Regions from separate parts of the Homo sapiens genome. Here all the other regions are linked to region 3. The links are chromatin loops, found by intact Hi-C in ENCODE. Cell type or tissue: B cell. All regions are shown on one strand. Links, peaks and the distances in the headings refer to the core of each region. The heading gives the core; the rest is flanking DNA.

Region 1 (5,984 bases), core at 1-5,000, 200 kb before region 3:
GCTCCTGAACCGCCGCCGCCGCTGCCGCCGCCAGGACCACCTTGGTAAAGTTTGCTGATGATGGGGTTGCAAACTCTTTCGAGCTCTTTCTGCTTGTGTTCATACTCATCTTTCTCTGCCATCTGGTTTCGGTCGAGCCAGTTGATCACCTCCTGACACTTGTCGAGGATCTTGTTTTTGTCCTGCTCGCTAATCTTGCCCCTCAGTTTCTCGTCTTCCACCGTCTGCTTGATGTTGTAGGTATAGGACTCCAGGGCGTTTTTGGCCGCGACTCGGTCGCGATTCGCCTCATCTTCCGATTTGTACCGCTCCGCCTCCTGCACCATCCGGTCAATGTCGTCCTTGCTCAGACGACCTTTGTCATTGGTGATGGTGATTTTGTTTTCCTTACCGGTGCTCTTGTCGGCGGCGGTAACGTTAAGGATGCCATTGGCGTCAATGTCGAAGGTAACCTCGATTTGGGGGACCCCGCGAGGCGCAGGGGGAATCCCGGTCAGGTCGAACTTGCCCAGCAGGTTATTGTCCTTGGTCATGGCCCGTTCGCCCTCGTATACCTGCACCAGTACGCTGCTCTGGTTGTCCGAGTAGGTGGTGAAGGTCTGCGTCTGCTTGGTGGGGATCGTGGTGTTCCTCTTGATGAGTGGGGTCATGACACCGCCAGCTGTCTCGATGCCCAGCGACAACGGGGTCACGTCGAGTAGCAGCAGGTCCTGCACATTCTCTGATTTGTCGCCGATGAGGATGGCCGCCTGCACCGCGGCGCCATAGGCCACCGCCTCGTCGGGGTTGATGCTCTTGTTCAGCTCCTTGCCGTTGAAGAAATCCTGCAGCAGCTTCTGGATCTTGGGGATACGAGTGGAGCCGCCCACCAGCACGATCTCCTGGATCTGGCCCTTGTCCAGCTTGGCGTCGCGCAGCGCCTTCTCCACCGGCTCCAGGGTCCCGCGAAAGAGGTCGGCATTGAGCTCCTCGAAGCGGGCGCGCGTGATGGACGTATAGAAGTCCACGCCCTCGTAGAGCGAGTCGATCTCGATGCTCGCCTGCGTGGACGAGCTCAGGGTGCGCTTGGCGCGCTCGCAAGCGGTGCGCAGCCGCCTCACGGCGCGCTTGTTGGGCCCAATGTCCTTCTTGTGCTTGCGCTTGAACTCCTCCGCCAGGTGGCTCACCATGCGGTTGTCGAAGTCCTCACCGCCCAGGTGGGTGTCGCCGGCCGTGGACTTCACCTCGAAGATGCCATCCTCGATGGTCAGGATGGACACGTCGAAAGTGCCACCGCCCAGGTCAAAGATGAGCACGTTCTTCTCGCCGCCCGCGCAGCCCTTCTTGTCCAGGCCGTAGGCGATGGCCGCCGCCGTGGGCTCGTTGATGATGCGCAGCACATTGAGCCCCGTGATGGTGCCTGCGTCCTTGGTGGCCTGGCGCTGCGAGTCGTTGAAATAGGCCGGGACCGTTATGACCGCGCTGTGCACCTTGCCCCCCAGGTAGGCTTCCGCGATCTCCTTCATCTTCGTGAGGACCATGGAGGATATCTCCTCTGGGAAGAAGGTCTTGGTCTCCCCCTTGTACTCTACTTGCACTTTGGGCTTGCCTCCCTCGCTCACCACCCGGAACGGCCAGTGTTTCATATCCGACTGCACTGTGGCATCCTCGAATTTCCGTCCAATCAGCCTCTTGGCGTCGAAGATGGTGTTGGTGGGGTTCATGGCCACCTGGTTCTTGGCGGCGTCGCCGATGAGGCGCTCGGTGTCCGTGAAGGCCACGTAGCTGGGGGTGGTGCGATTGCCCTGGTCGTTGGCGATGATCTCCACCTTGCCATGTTGGAAGACCCCGACGCACGAATAGGTGGTGCCCAGGTCGATGCCGATAGCCGGGCCACGGGCAGACATCCTGACTGAAAGGCGAGCGACGTTAGGACGGGAAAACCAGGGAGATGAACTCCGCGGAGTCAACTAACGGCCACCTCGAACCAAGCACCACGGGCACTACCAGCAACTCAGCTCCCCGCGCCCAGTTCCCGGTTCTTATAGCCGCCTCTGGGAACTCCCAGACCCAATCCGCTCCCGGGACCGCCCTCACAAACTCTTCCAGCTCCACCACAGGCTTGCCTAGGTCGGAGTGACTGGCCCGTGACCCAACAGATTTCAAGTTGGACGAGGGGCGGGACTCCGGCCCCCGCCAGGAGACAGAGGGGCGGCCGTTATGTAAATGAGGTTCCTCCCTGACTCTCGGCCGCCAGGCCGTGGTGCCTCGCGCGCCTCCTGCTGCTGGCTGGCGTTAGGCGCGCGCTCCCAGAGCCAGGTGTACGCGCTTTTTCGCGGTCTTTGCCCTAGCCGACGTGCATCGGATTGGCAGGGCACGCGGCCAATGAGCAGTGCGGACTGAGGCGCGGCACGGGGAGGAGGCGTGGAAGGGGATCCCGGTGAGGAGAGCCACTGGGAGAGTTCGCTCAATTCCTGAGGTTTTAAATGCAGTTCACTGCTAGGGTGCCGACTCACTGAGCACGCAGGGGCGGAGGAATTCATTCTGAGTTGGTTGCACCGAAGAAATAAAGCTCGAGCAGCTTGTTTTCCCCGGCGCCGTCCAAGGGGAGGGAATAGGGAATTGGGGTGGCTGGGGTGGGGGGTGAGGGCGGATCCCTTGGACGGGGATTAAAGAAAAGAAAAAGTCTGAACCGGCGGTCGGCCTCCTGGGATTTTATGGTGGGTGCTTCACTGCGTCTCAGTGGTTGTGAGCGCTCGATTAAAACTGCCTGGCTGGGGCCGGGCGCAGTGGCTAACGCCTGTAATCCCAGCACTTGGGAGGCCGAGGCGGCCGGATCACGACGTTAAGACATCGAGACCATCCTGGCCAACATGGTGAAAGCCCGTCTCTACTAAAGATACAAAAATTAGCTGGGCGTGGTGGCGCGTGCCTGTAGTCTCAGCTACTCGGGAGGCTGAGGCAGGAGAATCGCTTGAACCCGGGAGGTGGAGGTTGCAGTGAGCCGAGATCACGCCACTACACTCCAGCCTGGGCGACTGAGCGAGACTCCGTCTCAAAAAAAACAAAAAAAAACCCCACTGCCTGGCGGGCGGAGAGAACCTGAGCCCAGGGCGAGGCCGACCGTTTTCCCGCGCCGCGTGAGGGCGGCTGGCGGGACGGCAGACAGGGGTGTGGCGGCGACTTGTCCTCCGAGGAGCCTGCATTTAAACCCTTCCTGCCTCACTCTTCCTTTTTCCTGTTTGTCCTGCCGCTTTAAACTCTGGTTTCGCCTTCCTGTTCATTCCATTGCTTATTTTAGGTCGCAAGTGCTTTATCCACTGCTTTGAGTTTTTGACTGGAAAACCCATAATATAATCAGTCAAAACCCACACGTTGAAACACCATAAAGTCACCCAGTCTCGGTCACCCTGGCACACACGGGGTTGTGATCGTGACCTAGTCATGTTTCTGACTCCGCTCAATGGAATGGAATGATTTTCTTTGGCTGTGCTGAGGTTAATATTGGAGGCATAAACCCTCCGAGAAGGTAGATGAAAAGGAGCGCGATTCACTTCCTCCTGTTTAACAGGAATGTGAGGACAGGTCTGGAAAATACCCTGGCACCAGGTAATAATCTTTAGAAGCAGGCTCCCATATAAATGGGCTCCTGGACGGGTGTGGAGGCTCATGCCTGTAGTTTCAGCACTTTGAAAGGCCGCGGTAGGTGGATCACTTGCTGTCAGAAGTTCGAGGCCAGCCTGGCCAACATGGTGAAACCCCGTCTCTACTAAAAATACAAAAATTAGCCGGGCGTGGTGGCGCGCGCCTGTAGTCCCAGCTACTCGAGAGGCAGAGGTTGCAGTCAGTCGAGATTGCGACACTGCACTCCAGCCTGGGCGACAGAACGAGACTCCGTCTCAAAAAAATAAAATAAATGGTCTCCAGGAGGAAGCAAAGACAGCGATCACTTTACATAATATGTGTGGGGAGGCTGGGGAAGTCCTTCCATCAAGCTTGAACAGGTACCTACTACGTGGCAGTAAAAAGCCAAATGAAATGGCCTGGTCTTCAGAGGTGGAGAGTCTAATAAACAGGTAAACATAATTTGGGAGAAGCGCTGAAAGCAAAGCGCCATGGGAACACAGAGGGGCACACCCAGGCTGATGGAAAAGTGCGTTGCTGAGAGCTACCTGGAAGAGGTGGCATGCCTAATCCGGGAGCTGAAGTTCGCCAGCAAAGAGTAGGAAAGCCATTCTTTACATAGGTTGTGTATGGGCGAAGATGAGAGCAATGTTTGCTGGACTAGGATTTCTGTACAGAAGATTAGTGTCACTAGAAGGGAGGGATACAGGCAAGCAATAGGCTCTTCAGGTGGATAGGATACATCTCAGAGCTTTTTGAGCCATGGTCTTTTTCCTGAGGCTTTGGGCTGGGAGCACCGTCCTTTAAAGCAGGCTAGTGATGTGCAGCCATGTAAAAGCTGTATGAAATGGCGCTGGAGAAAAGCTTTTGTCAACCCAGAAGTTATCTGTGACCAAAAAGTAATGTTGAGAGAATTCTATAAAGTCAATGAACATTTAAGATTATTTTATCTAGTGGTGTATATCATTTCCAGTTTTTAAGAACATAATTGGTTATTAATCGGTTAATGTCATCAGTTAGTACTAATTTTAACCATAATTCCTATCCTCTTTTCCATGAATTTGAAAAAATTTTGAAAAAGGGGACGTTTTAAAGAAAATATTAGAAAGGCTGGACGCGGTGGCTCATGCCTGTAATCCCAGCACTTTGGGAGGCCGAGGCGCGTGGATCACGAGGTCAGAAGTTCAAGACCAGCCTGGCCAAGATGGTGAAACCCTGTCTCTACTAAAAATACAAAAATTAGCCGGGCCTGGTGGTGGGCGCCTGTAATCCCAGCTACTTGGGAGGCTGAGGCAGAGGATTGCTTGAATCCGGGAGGCAGAGGTTGCAGTGAGCTGAGATCACGCCACTGCACTCCAGCCTGGGCGACAGAGCAAGACTCTGTCTAAAAAAAAAAAGAAAAAGAAAAGAAAATATTAGGAAAACAAGGATAAAACCCAGACTTTTCTAATTGAAACTGTCATAAATTGTGAGTACAGATCTCTTGATTTTATTCTTGGAAATTCTTGTCTTTTGTGTAGTTTGGGGGTGGGGGGTATTTGTTTGGTTTTTTTTGAGACAGAGTCTTGTTCTGTCGCCAGGCTGGAGTGCAGTGGCTCACTGCAACCTCTGCCTCCTTGGTCCAAGAGATTGTCGTGCCTCAGCCTTCCAGATAGCTGGGTTACTTATGTGCACCAGCACGTCCATCTAATTTTTATATTTTTGGTAGAGACAGGGTTTCACCATGTTTGCCAGGCTGTTCTCGAACCCCTGACTTCAAATTGTCTGCCCATCTTGGCCTCCCAACGTGCTGGGATTACAGGCCTGAGTTTTTCTTCTCTCTTTTCTTTTCTTTCTCTTTCTTTCTTTCTTTCCTTCTTTTTCTTTCTTTCTTTCTTTTCTTTTCTTTGTTTTTTTAGAAAAGGGAATTAGTGGGCTGGAAGCAATGCATATTCTTTGTAGAACTGATGATATATGACTTAGAGATACAGTCTCAGCTACAACTGAAACAAAGAATGTGAGAAACACAAATTCTTTAAATCTCTTGCATTCAGTCAGCCCTCAACACACCTCAAGCAAACCAAGATTGCAAAAGAGCAAGCAGGCCAGAGTTCTCACATAGAATCACTAAAATTAGAGCTTCAGAGGAATAGTTTCTTTTGCACAATAACTGTGCTACCTCTGTGCCCAGATATTACAAACACATCTTGCAATCTGACCACCACATTCATCTTTAACACAGGTTTCTGAAACCACAGTAGCAATTATACCCACATTTTCATTAGCCATGTATATTTTTTTCTGCCCTAACTTGTGTTTTGTATGTTCCATAGTTTAAGAGGCATCCTAAGCTTTTCCCAAAAAAGACACTGTATTTGTATTTTGGGTTTTTAAAAATTTGT
Region 2 (5,991 bases), core at 718-5,717, 100 kb after region 3:
TATTTCACTTTCTTTGGTATGTGTGAGGCATGGTGCCAAGATCTTGGTTTTTTTTGTTTTTTTTTTTTAAACTATACTTCTTCCGTTTCATCAAAAGTAATTTAATTTTGTTTTACAGTGAATCCTAACTGATGTTTTTACTTTTGGGGGATGGAGAGGGTGCTATATTTTTGTGGTTTTCTGTGCCTGACTGGGCAGAGCTTTGGATCTTGTCCCTTGCCCCATGCTGCCCAGGGCCTGCCACTTAGCAAGTACTCTGTAGATATGTATTTGATGAGCAAGGGCCTGAGCATGGATGTCTGAGGTGCAGGCACGCACTGCTGACTGGAGAGCCAGGCAGCAGCATGGGTATTCTTCAGCACAGTTCTTTTCTGGGAGGGTATTTCTTTTCTATGTGATCAATGAGAACAGGAGTCTCCAGGATAATTTTATGTAAGTCAGTCTTTTTGTATATACACTGCCCCCCTACCCCACCATATGTAAAATGGATTTCGCATATGCCTTTCCACAACTGCAGTGCCTCACCTCCCCAAACCGCTGTGGCTGATGGACTCTGGGCCCCAGGTGGAGCTGTGCTGCCCCTACAGCCTGCAGAAGGCCCAGGGTCTGGCCTTGGCAATGACTGTGGTTCGTGAAGTGGGTAACACAATGACACATACGTGTTCTCTGAGGGGAAACTTCGTTGCACACAGCCCAGGGAATTTATGTTATTGTAACTTTGGTTCTGAGGCGTTCTTTTATTATTATTATTACTATTATTTTTAGTAACAGCTTTATTGTGATATAATTCATTTACCATATAATTTATCCATATTAAGTATACAGTTCAATGTTTTTAGTTTATTCACGGTATGTGGTGCAACCATCACCACCATCAATTTTAGAACATTTTCATCACCTGAAAAGAAACCCCATGCTTCTTAGCCATCATTTCCCACTCCCTATCCCACCCACAGCCCTAGGCAACCACTAATTTGCTTTTCTGACTCTATGGATTTGCCTATTCTAGACATTTTATTATAAATGGAATCATACAACATGTGGTCCTTTGTGTCTGGCTTATTTTGCTTAGCCTGATGTTTTCAAGGTTCATCTGTATCAGTACCTCATTCCTTTTCGTAGCTGAATACTATTCCACTGTATGGATAGACCACATTTTGTTGAGCCATTCGTCAGTTAGTGGACATTCCACTTTTAGGCTGAGTTATGCTGCTATGAACATTTGTTTATAATCTGAGGATTTGTTTTTATATTTTCAATCTTTGTCACTTTGAACTGAGACATGTACAGGCACACAATTTTGGCTCCTTTTGGAATTCCCAGACATAGTATTGCTTGATGGCAGCGGAAGTCCATGGAGCACATGTCATGCAGCTGAACACACTACGGGGTAGTTAAAAGGAAGTACTTGTTTATGCAGATGGGGTTAATTTTAGGGAAAGTAAGCTTGAAATAATTTTCTCTGTACTTTTGATAATTTTCTGTGTGTACCTAAAACATACATTAGCATGCATATTTACCATTTCAAATATGATGTGTGTTTGGCTAAAAAAAATAAGGGTCTGGCCGGGCACAGTGGCTCACGCTTGTAATCCCAGCACTTTGGGAGGCTGAGGCAGGCGGATTGCGAGGTCAGGAGTTTGAGACCAGCCTGGCCAGCATGGTGAAACACTGTCTCTACTGAAAATACAAAAAATTTGCTGGGCATGGTGGCGCATGCCTGTAATCCCAGCTACTAAGGAGGCTGAGGCAGGAGAATTGCTTGAAACCGGGAGGCGGAGGTTGCAGTGAGCTGAGATTGTACCACTGCACTCCAGGCTGGGTGACAGAGTGAGACTCTGTCTCAAGAAAAGAAAAAAAAAAAAAGGTCTGTGCCCTCAAAGCACTCATGTCCAGTCTTGCTGAGGGCAGAAGGGTGGCTGTGGGGTGTGTGTGGGGACAAGGCAGACATCCAGCATGTGGGGCAACATGGTGTCTCTGCTGAGGATGAACAGGGCACTGTCAGAGTATCAGGGGACACCTCAGACCAGACTTAGGGTGGGATGGTAGGGAGGTTGGGGGAAGCTTCCAGAAGGAATTTCTGACCAGGTTGGAATCTACAGGAGGAATGGGTATAAATGAGCAAAAGAATCAGGGTAGAGAAAGAGGAAGGAGAGAGTTTCCAAGCAGCAAGTTGAGCATGTTCGGAGCACCACACATTCAGGGAGTTGAGAGGGGGACTCAAGGCGAGGTGTGGTGGGAACTGCAGATGAGAGAAGCGGGGAGGGCCCTGGTACCTCTGATAGCTGCACCAGGTGGTTTGGACTCTATCCTATGAGCTGGGAAGTCATTAAACGGAGCCCCATGAGCAGATCTGCTTTTTGGCCTCTCAGAAGGGGACACACGGGGCCAAGGGTGGGGTCTTGTTTCCCCTGCGGTGGGAGGGCAAGTCATCTCTGGGGCGACAGTGGGAGGTTTGAGGCTGTGGGGGGATTCTGGAAGAACCAATGTGGAGAACAAAGTGAGCACAGGGATTGGAGAAGCAGCTTCAGGGCTATTGAAAAGATGAATATTTTAAATTCGTATCATCAGACATTATGGAGGTCCCTAGGGATGTGGCAAAGCACTACACTTACGTAATTGTGCTTCAGAATGTCCCTTGCCTTACCTGAGTTAAACTTAGTTGAATTGAGCTGCCTTAATTGAACTGAAAGTGCCAATAAAAATAGAGAACAAAAACTGCCAAAACAAATTCTGTGGTTGCTGGAGCACCAGCCATCATCAGTCTCATGACAGCCAAGACTCAGCAGCTCCCTGGTTGATTTCACATATTTATTCTTGCTTTGAAATGGAAAGCCTGGAAGAGAAGCTAATTATTAAAGGGAATCAAGGAGTCAGGCAGGGGTCGGGGGGAGGAGATTTATCTGAGCTGTTACTTTGCTGCCATTGGGATGCCACAGTATCTCAATCCTAGAGTTGGAGGGGAGTTAAACACAGGGCAGGGCAGGATGGGGGAGGCAGCCTACCCAGGACGTGGCTGTGGGGACCTAAGCAGATGTGTTCCTGCATGCGTTGCTCAGTGAGGAACTGAGGCTCAGAGAGCTCCAGATGGTGGCTAGAAAGTAGGTCTGTCTGACTCCAAATCAGTGGTCTTCCTGCCCCAGCCAGGTGCCACTCAAGCGAGATGCAGAGGTGGTAGCAGGGGCCCTGCCATGGCTGGCTGCGGCACGTGGTACACACAAGGAGGTGGCAGAGGAGGCTTCATCACATTGGCCATTCCTTTGTTTATTAAACTCCCTTTAGATGGGGAGCCCTCCGTGGGGCTAAAAGTAGAATTAATCTCACTTTCTGACCATCTCTGTATCTGTTGCTGCAGATGAGAAACACCACGTAATGATTTCGGGAGACTAGATATACTCGCCACGGCAAGGCCACAATTATGGGCCTGGTGGACACTTCAGGTGGCAATTTAGTCTGTCTGCATTAGGCCAGGCTTCTCTTCTAGCTCTGTGACGGGGCTGGCTCTCAGGGAAGATCCCCTGGGGGAGGTAAGACCATGCTTATAAGCTCCTGCCACACATGCAGCTGTCAAAGCAACCCAGATCACCTCGGAGCAGGCGCACGGAACAGCTGAGCACACGACTTCTGCTCCTTTGCTCAGAGCAATGACTTCTGGCTTTTATTCTTTGTCCAGGTATGTACCCTCTGGTCACAGCGACCCAGGATGCTGACAGCAGCCGGAAGCTGGCTCACTTGCTGAACGCCGTGACCGATGCTTTGGTTTGGGTGATTGCCAAGAGCGGCATCTCCTCCCAGCAGCAATCCATGCGCCTGGCTAACCTCCTGATGCTCCTGTCCCACGTCAGGCATGCGAGGTACGCGCCCTAAGGAGCTGCTCTGCTTGGGCTTGGGATGGGATTATGTGCTCCACGGAGGGTGAAGTGATTTGGGAAAAGTGTCTGCAAGTTAAGGAAAATGAATGCCTGAAAGGGAATGGGGAATTTGTCAGTTCACACACCTGTAAGCAAAGATGGGCACAGAGTGGGCATGGAAGGAATGTCATGTGGTATCTTACAGGCTCTGCATGGCAGCCAGTGGTGGCTCATGGGTTTTTCAATTGCTGGGGTTTATAGCCTGTTTATGGAGTCCTAAAAGGGGCAGTTCCTCCCCTAACACGAACTGCCACCCCTGTTTACACCACCCAGGGCTGAGGCCCTGAGGCCACTTTTTGTGGAGAGGCTAAGACCCGCTCCCCTAGATGGCCCCTCGAGCTGGTGATGCGAAGAAGTGCACAAATGCTTCCCTAAGAGTTGTTCTTTCGGTGGCATCAGGAAATTAAGGATAAGACTTAAGAGAAGTGGTGGACCCAGCAGATTTAGGAAGGCAGGGCTGTAGGTAGGGCATGTTTCTGATCAGGAAACGTAATTGTGTGTGCTGATGAAGAGGGTGTGCAGTGGTGGCTACTGTTGGTACAATGATGCTCAGTGCTTGGTGTCACCCACGATGAGGGTAGCCTTGCCCTGGAGCTGGAGGAGGGGAGGGGAGGGTGGAAGGTAATTAACTGGTCACTGAGGAGGCAAGTCTAGAGGCTGTGGAGAAGGACAATATACACCTCGAGAATCTTAAGTGAGATGAAGACCTCTGCCTTTCCCCTTTAATGATTGCTCAGCACATAGCCATTTGCAGAACAGATCCTGTGTTTGTAGATTCCTTCATTGTGAATTTATCTGCTTGCTAAAATTTATTTGTAACCCCAAAATCAATATTTGTGGTGTTTTTGAGGTCATGAACAGAGTGGCAGAAATTTTGAGTTGCCCTTTATGTACAGTCCCAGCTGAGATGGAACAAGCAGCTGCTCTCATACTGTCAACAAGTGTCCTTTACTTGGTCTACTTAGTGCCATGGTTTTACATTTTTGTGCTTTTGGTGACTTCACTGTTTAAAATGCCCCCCTGGTGTGGTGCTGAAGACCTGTCTAGTGTTCCTCGGTGTGAAAAAGCTGTGATGTGCCTTATGGAGAAAGTATGTGTTAAGCTTTGCTCGGGTGTGAGTTATAGTGCTGCTGGCCATGAGTTCAATGTTAATGAGTCAATGGTATTTATCACATAAGGCATCTTTAGAAAGAAACACACATAAAACAAGGTTTTGTATTGATCAGCTGATGAAGATGTGGCCAGAGGCTTGCAGGAACCTAACCCTGTATTTCCCCTATGAGTGAGGATTCAGTGTTCACAGTGACTTTACGGAACATAATTACCGCAAACAATGAGGATTGATTGTCCTATGTGTCAGGCCATTGTAGGTGTGTGGTGGGACACAGAGGCTGACAAGACATCGTCCTTGCCCTTGAGCCTAAATTATCAGGGGGAGCTGGATGCACGAGCCATGGATAAATGGGCTGGGGGAAGAGTGGGTTTAGGGGTGGGGTAGACTGGCTCTGAGCAAAGAGAGCCGGGGAAGGCTTCGGGGTTCCTGTGGCTGCCTCGGAGGAGGGAATCTCAGCACCTTTTTGTCCCCATAGTAACAAGGGCATGGAACATCTGCTCAACATGAAGTGCAAAAATGTGGTCCCAGTGTATGACCTGCTGCTGGAGATGCTGAATGCCCACGTGCTTCGCGGGTGCAAGTCCTCCATCACGGGGTCCGAGTGCAGCCCGGCAGAGGACAGTAAAAGCAAAGAGGGCTCCCAGAACCCACAGTCTCAGTGACGCCTGGCCCTGAGGTGAACTGGCCCACAGAGGTCACAGGCTGAAGCGTGAACTCCAGTGTGTCAGGAGCCTGGGCTTCATCTTTCTGCTGTGTGGTCCCTCATTTGGTGATGGCAGGCTTGGTCATGTACCATCCTTCCCTCCACCTTCCCAACTCTCAGGAGTCGGTGTGAGGAAGCCATAGTTTCCCTTGTTAGCAGAGGGCACATTTGAATGCAGCGTTTCCACACTCAATGGCCTCATAGGATCTCAGTGTGGTCTTTCTTACTTTCCTTCTTCCTTCCTCCCCTTTGTGAAACATCTT
Region 3 (5,991 bases), core at 499-5,498:
TAAGTATATAAATTGATAAAATTACTTTGGAAGACTGGCAGTGTACGAGTTTTCTGTTGCTGCTGTAACAAATTATCATAAACTTTGTGGCTAAAACAGTACAAATTTATTATCTTACAGTTCTAGAGGTCCCATTGGGCTAAAATTAAAGTGTCAACAGGGTGTGTTCCTTCTGGAAAGGGGAAAATCCATTTGTTTGCCTTTTCCAACTTCTAGAGGTTACCCACATTCTTGCCTCATTGCCTCCTTCCTCCATCTTTAAAACTAGTAGGAATTGATCAGGCCCATCCAGTCTTTCTCACAGCTACTGTTCTCTGGTTCTTTATCTGATTCTACAATTTCTCTGATTCTCCTTCTCTTGCCTCCCTCTTCTCTATTTTTAAGGGTGCTTGTGATTAAGTTGGGCCCACCTGGACAATCCAGAATGCTCTCCCTATTTTAAGGCCACCTCTTGGCAAACTCTGTAAACTTAATTCTCTTTTGCCATGTAACCTAATATACTCATAGGTTCCAGGGATTAGGACAAGGATATTTTGGGGGACCCATTATTTTGCTTGCTGTAGTTAGCATCTACTAAAATTGAATACATGCATGCCTTATGAAGACGTAGTCCCACTTCTACATACATGTTAGAAGCAAATTTTTCAGTGCCACAAAATAAAAGAAAATAGCACTCGAATATAAATTTTCTCAGCAAGGCAAATTTACTCTTTCAGGAGGGTGCCCCTCGTAGGTCTGGTTGCCACGAGAGGACGCACAAACAAAGGAAAGCAGGGGGTTTTATTATCTCTAATGCAGCTTGTCCCTGTTACTGCGTCTTGCCTCCATTGGCTGGAGTTGGACCACACGATCTAAGCTGAACCTGGTTGGCTAACTTGAAAAGTGCAGGAATGCGGTTTTCAAGTGGGAAGGTGGGAAGATCAATTTTTCTGGGAAAGCTGTTACAGCAGGGAGGGGGTGATTTCTTGGCTGTCTTGCCTGAGCACAGCAGGATGGGAGGGGCTGATAGATTGGCAGGCAAGATTACTGTAGACAAAGAACAGAGAAATAAGACTTCAGGACAGACAGTACAAGGAAGTAAAGACCTCTTGGAGAAGAATACCTTGTTTGTAACAAAGTGAAACTCTTTGAAGAGGAACTGTCTAAACTACTTGTTTTTAACATATATAACAGAAATGTGTACATATTCTTTTTTAAATTTTTAAATTTTATTATTTTTTTGGAGACAGAGTTTCGCTCTTGTTGCCCAGGCTGGAGTGTAATGGCACGATCTTGGCTTACTGCAACCTCTGCCCCCTGGGTTCAAGTGATTCTCCTGCCTCAGCCTCCAGAGTAGCTGGTATTACAGGCATGCGCCACCACACCTGGCTTATTTTTTGTATTTTTAGTAGAGACAGGGTTTCTCCATGCTGGTCCGGCTGATTTCTCGAACTCCCGAACTCAGGTGATCTGCCCGCCTCAGCCTCCCAAAGTGCTGGGATTACAGACGTGAGCTACCTCGCCTGGCCAGAAATGTGTGCATATTCTATACAAAGACATTTACAATATTACTAACGGTGGCATTGTTCATTATTGCCGGAAACTGGAAACTACCCAAATGAACAATGGTGGCTTAAGTATGGCAATCAGATCCATTAGTTAAGCATTCGATCTCATTTGGGGTTGGACAGGGAGAGGTCAACTGGAGTGCTGAATTTTTCTGAGGCCAAACTAGAAAGTAACTCTAGGAGCTGGGCGTGGTGGCTCATGCCTGTTAATCCCAGCACTTTGGGAGGCCAAGGCGGGCAGATCACCTGAGGTCGGGAGTTGGAGACCAGCCTGACCAACATGGAGAAACCCCGTCTCTACTAAAAATACAAAATTAGCCAGGCGTGGTGGCGCATGCCTGTAAATCTCAGCAACCTGGGAAGCTGAGGCAGGAGAATCGCTTGAACCTGGGAGGCGGAGGTTGCCGTGAGCCGAGATCGTGCTATTGCACTCCAGCTGGGCAACAAGAGTGAAACTCTGTCTCAAAACAACAACAACAACAACAAAACAACAACAACAACTACTACTCTAGGACCAGGACTGGGAGATGGCAAATAGGGGAGAGCATGGAGTTCCACTAATAAAATGGTAATACACTAACAGTGGAGAAAGCAATGGGCTTGTAAGGAGAACTTGGTTCTTGTTGAACATCCGTCACTAATCAGTCTTGCAACCCTTGATCAAGTCTTGTCACCTCACTAAACTCGAATTTTCTTTATCTCAAAACTAGAAAGAAATCGTGGCCTGGATTTCTGAATTATGGGGTTTCAGGCAGCCACAAGTAGGCTGGCAGAAATGTTTTCTGGTCAAATAAAGGAGTCTGTTGCCCCAGAACAGGAGCCAGGGGCACAGCCAACAGTAAAATTCTGCTTGGGGCCCCATTCCTCAGCTGCAAGGTACTTGTCTTCAGGTGTGGCAGGCTGAGATCTGCCTCCTTGTTCCCGGCCTATCCCGCTGGGCCCCTCCCCTGCAAGTGTTCGCTTCCATACAGAGGGACCATTAGGGCCTGTACATCGTACTTCAGGTCCCCTCCTGTGGTCCAACATTCCCTAGGGGCAAGTGCAACTGTTTATGCGGAGACCACTTTTCCGTGCAGCCCAACTGAAGGTGCACGTTCCACCGCAACCTGGTGCTTACAACAGCTCGGGAGGCCGCGCTACCGCGCCTGCGCCCCTCTGAATATGGAAGCGCGCGCGAGGTCCTTAAGGGAAAAGGAAGTAAGGGCGGGGACGGAGGGAGACGACTTCAACGTAGGGAGTTGCTGCTGCTACACTGCCGGCCGGAGAGGACAAGGAAAACGTGGAGGAAGTCGGTGATGACTGGCTGAAGGGGATGATTGGCGGGTGAAAAGAGCCGGGCCAGAAAGCACCTTTGCATGTGGCTAGAAACCCGCCTGAAGAGGGGCTGAAACCCACGCCGGAACCCGCCCGATTCGAGCCAATCAGGGAGAGGAGCCGGGTGGGGGGGCGGACGGGGCGGCCTCGCGGGGGGTGGACGGGGCGGTCTGCGGGGAGGGGGGGCGGTCTGCGGGGAGGGGGACGGGGCGGCCTCGCGGGAGGGAGGACAGTTTCGCGGGTTCGGGCGGCGAGTCTCCCGGATGCTCCTCAGCTCTGGGGACGCGGTGCAGAAGTGTGAGGGCGCCCGGCTTCCAGGCAGTAATGGGCGGGTCCCTGCGCGGGAGCGTGGCGGGCGCTGGACTCTACAGCAGATGTGGAACTGGAGAGCTTGGCGCGCCTTCCGACTTTGTCACACACCTGCGCCGCCAGACTGGGGTCGGGCCCCTCCGCGTTCTGCTCTGGAGTGCCTGGGTCTGGGCCCAGCACCGCGCTTTTAGAATCTCCTCAGCTGAATCTGACGCTCAGCAGTGGGTGAAGCGCAGCCCCCTGTTTCAGGCCCTGCCGAGCTGGAAGGAGTGTCAGAGCTGGAGCGCGCGTGGCCCCCTCTGTGTTGGGGTCACCCCGGGGTTGCCAGGGCTCAGGGAGGGTCGTAGTCTGGATTTTGTCACCCGCACGTCCCCACCCCCCAGCAGGTCTGGGGTTGGAGAATCCACGCGGGCTTCATAAGCTAGATGCCAGTTAACTGTCGAGAGGGGACGCTCCCTCCTCGTAGGCGTCCACACTGGAGAAGGAATAAGATGGGCGATTGCCTGGGAAGCCTGACAGGGCGGCGGCAGCTGGGATGCTGGAGAGGACTGGCCCCTTGAGTTACTGAGTCCGATGAATGTGCTTGCTCTGCTGGAGGAACCGCGCTCAGGTTACAGTCATCCCAATATGGTTCTGAAGGTGCGTGGTTCAGGTCACTTAGGACTTGACCAGATACCGGGTTTCTTTTACAAGCCGTTTCTGACGGTGGCCTGTTTCAACTACTGGCAGAGCTCATGTAAAACAGACTTTTAAAAAAATTTGGGGGGCTTTTAGTATTTTTTTCTTATTCCTATATTCTGAGGATATTTTATAGTAGTCCCACATATGGAATTAGATAATCTCTTTTTTGTTTGATTAACAGTTTTATCAAGTATAATGTACATACCATAACGTTCACCCATTTTAATGGATTCAATGATTTTTAGCATATTTACAGAGTGGTGCAACCATCAGCATAATAGAATTAAGGAATCGTGATTTTTTTTTTCTGGTAATTGCTTTTACAGTTCTCAAAGTTTGCACAAGCGGATATTTTAGAGGTACAGTGTAATATAAGAGCTTCTGAAAATGTCCACTTAAGTTGTTTTATACCTGAGCAAGTGAAATTAAGAAGGGAATTGAAGCAAATATTCCTGGTAAGTTGTAGGGAGTGAAACTTTTGTGTCTTGTAATACCAAGTAGATATTGACCATTTCAACTGGTTTTTATGCTGAGGAAATGCATAAACCCCATTTTACAGATGATGAAATCGACTTTGAAGGATAAGTTGCCTACAGCTGCATACCTGTGCCTGGGCTAGGCCCCAAACCCAGATGCTTTATCTCTCAATTTGTTACCCTTGCTACCTCAACAGCTTGGTTTTCAACCATGGTACTGATGAGTGTGAACAGTACAAGCCATTCATTTACTGAGCAAATAATTATTGAGTGCCACTCTGTGCCAAGAACACTGCTATAGGTGCTAGAGATATTATTGAATCAGATACCGTAGTGAACTGTTCCTGCCCTCAGCTCATCTTCTGGTGGGGAGGACAATGATCAAGTAAAGAAATATATAGTTTTAGAGATTCATCTATTTTTTTAATAGGTAAATTAAAAGGGCAAGGAATGGCAGTGGGAGGCAGAATCTGATGAGAAAAATCTGAATGAAGAGAGGAAGTTAGGATATAAGAAAGAAAGCAAGGGTTTGATTTGAGCAAGCGCAAAAATAGAGTTGTGATTTACTGAATTGAAATAAGGTGATACTGGAAGGACCAGGTTTTGGGGGTACAATCATAAGTTTGGCTTTAAATGTTTTTAAATACCTTGCCTCTTAGACATCCAAGTGGAGATATGGCATTTAAATTCATGAGATTGGATGAGATCCCACCAAAGGAACAGGTTTAGGTGGAGACAACCAAATACCGATGCCTAGGACACTGCAGTGTTTAGAATTCAAGGAGATGAGAAGGAAACAGGAGGGAAGATTGAAAAGAAGAGTCCAGTGTGTTATGAGGAAAACCCCAAGAGCATGCTGCCTTACAAGACAGGTGAAAAATGTGTTCTGTGAAAGAAAGAGTAATTAACTGTTAAATGTTACAGACTGATCAAATAAAATGAAGACTGAGAATGGCCTGTTTGTAAGGTAATAAAAATACATAAAATCTTATGATAGAAATATTTATACATAAAGTTAGTAAGGAAACAGTGTTTACTCCTTTTTGTAGAAGTGTAAATTTTTACAACCATTTTGAAGGGCAGTTTGATATTATCTACAACTTAAAATTGTGCTTCCATTGATAATTTCACCTGTGGAAGTTTATCCTACAAAAATATTAATATGTGCACACAAATATGTGTAAAAGTGTTTATCACAGCTTGTACACATATATATTTATAAATGTGTTGTCCAGGAACAGTGGCTTATGCCTGTAATCCCAGCACTCTGGGAGGCCGAGGTGGATGGATCACCTGAGGTCAGGAGTTCGAGCCCAGCCTGGCCAACATGGCGAAACCCCGTCTCTATTAAAAATACACACACACACACACACACACACACACACACACACACACACACACACACAAATTAGCTGGGCGTGGTGGCGGACGCCTGTAATCCCAGCTACTTGGAAGGCTGAGGCAGGAGAATCACTTGAACCCGGGAGGTGGAGGTTGCAGTAAGCCGAGATCACGCCACTGTACTTCTAGCCTGGGTTACAGAGTGAGACTTCATCTCAAAAAAAAAAAAAAAAAAAAAAAAGGTGTTTATCACAGCATTGTTTACATTTGTAAAAAGGTACAAGTTTTCATCAAGATGGATGCAGTTGTTAAAGGGAAGATAT

What was found. Peaks named below come from ENCODE experiments on the same cell type or tissue, not always from the same donor. Only the 100,000 strongest peaks of a DNase experiment are listed, where the experiment ranks them.
Region 1: it touches region 3 in a loop (9-fold over the local background); 6 of 110 quality-filtered maps call a loop at or near these places.
Region 2: it touches region 3 in a loop (8-fold over the local background); 2 of 110 quality-filtered maps call a loop at or near these places.

What each region holds. Positions count from the first base shown.
Region 1 is chr14:64,536,752-64,542,735 of GRCh38, reverse strand. It overlaps HSPA2 (heat shock protein family A (Hsp70) member 2), which reads right to left and starts at 1,995. Exons shown (of 1, transcript NM_021979.4): 1 at 1-1,995. The coding sequence starts at 1,886. It overlaps HSPA2-AS1 (HSPA2 and ZBTB1 antisense RNA 1), which reads left to right and starts at 2,368. Exons shown (of 4, transcript NR_110550.1): 1 at 2,368-2,419. RefSeq lists an enhancer at 1,851-1,960 and a silencer at 2,131-2,220. In B cell, for the core only: CTCF peaks have their summits at 2,058 and 2,260; DNase peaks (open chromatin) are centred at 1,035, 1,205, 2,215 and 3,185; H3K4me3 peaks cover 3,429 bases; H3K27ac peaks cover 514 bases; H3K27me3 peaks cover 1,888 bases.
Region 2 is chr14:64,232,833-64,238,823 of GRCh38, reverse strand. It overlaps ESR2 (estrogen receptor 2), which reads left to right. Exons shown (of 9, transcript NM_001437.3): 8 at 3,674-3,854; 9 at 5,501-5,991. The coding sequence ends at 5,687. LOC124903328 (a long non-coding RNA gene) reads right to left here. Exons shown (of 2, transcript XR_007064205.1): 2 at 3,637-3,962. Among named protein-coding and RNA genes, the nearest start is that of ESR2, 59 kb to the left of the region's middle. RefSeq lists enhancers at 2,711-2,980, 3,621-3,680. In B cell, for the core only: no CTCF peak of the experiment used is centred there; DNase peaks (open chromatin) are centred at 2,693 and 2,853; H3K4me3 peaks cover 1,831 bases; H3K27ac peaks cover 3,030 bases.
Region 3 is chr14:64,335,716-64,341,706 of GRCh38, reverse strand. It overlaps a transcript of ESR2 not described here. Among named protein-coding and RNA genes, the nearest start is that of ESR2, 44 kb to the right of the region's middle. RefSeq lists enhancers at 2,370-2,429, 2,500-2,549, 2,049-2,731, 2,790-2,839 and a silencer at 3,000-3,129. In B cell, for the core only: no CTCF peak of the experiment used is centred there; DNase peaks (open chromatin) are centred at 2,836 and 3,236; H3K4me3 peaks cover 1,769 bases; H3K27ac peaks cover 1,512 bases.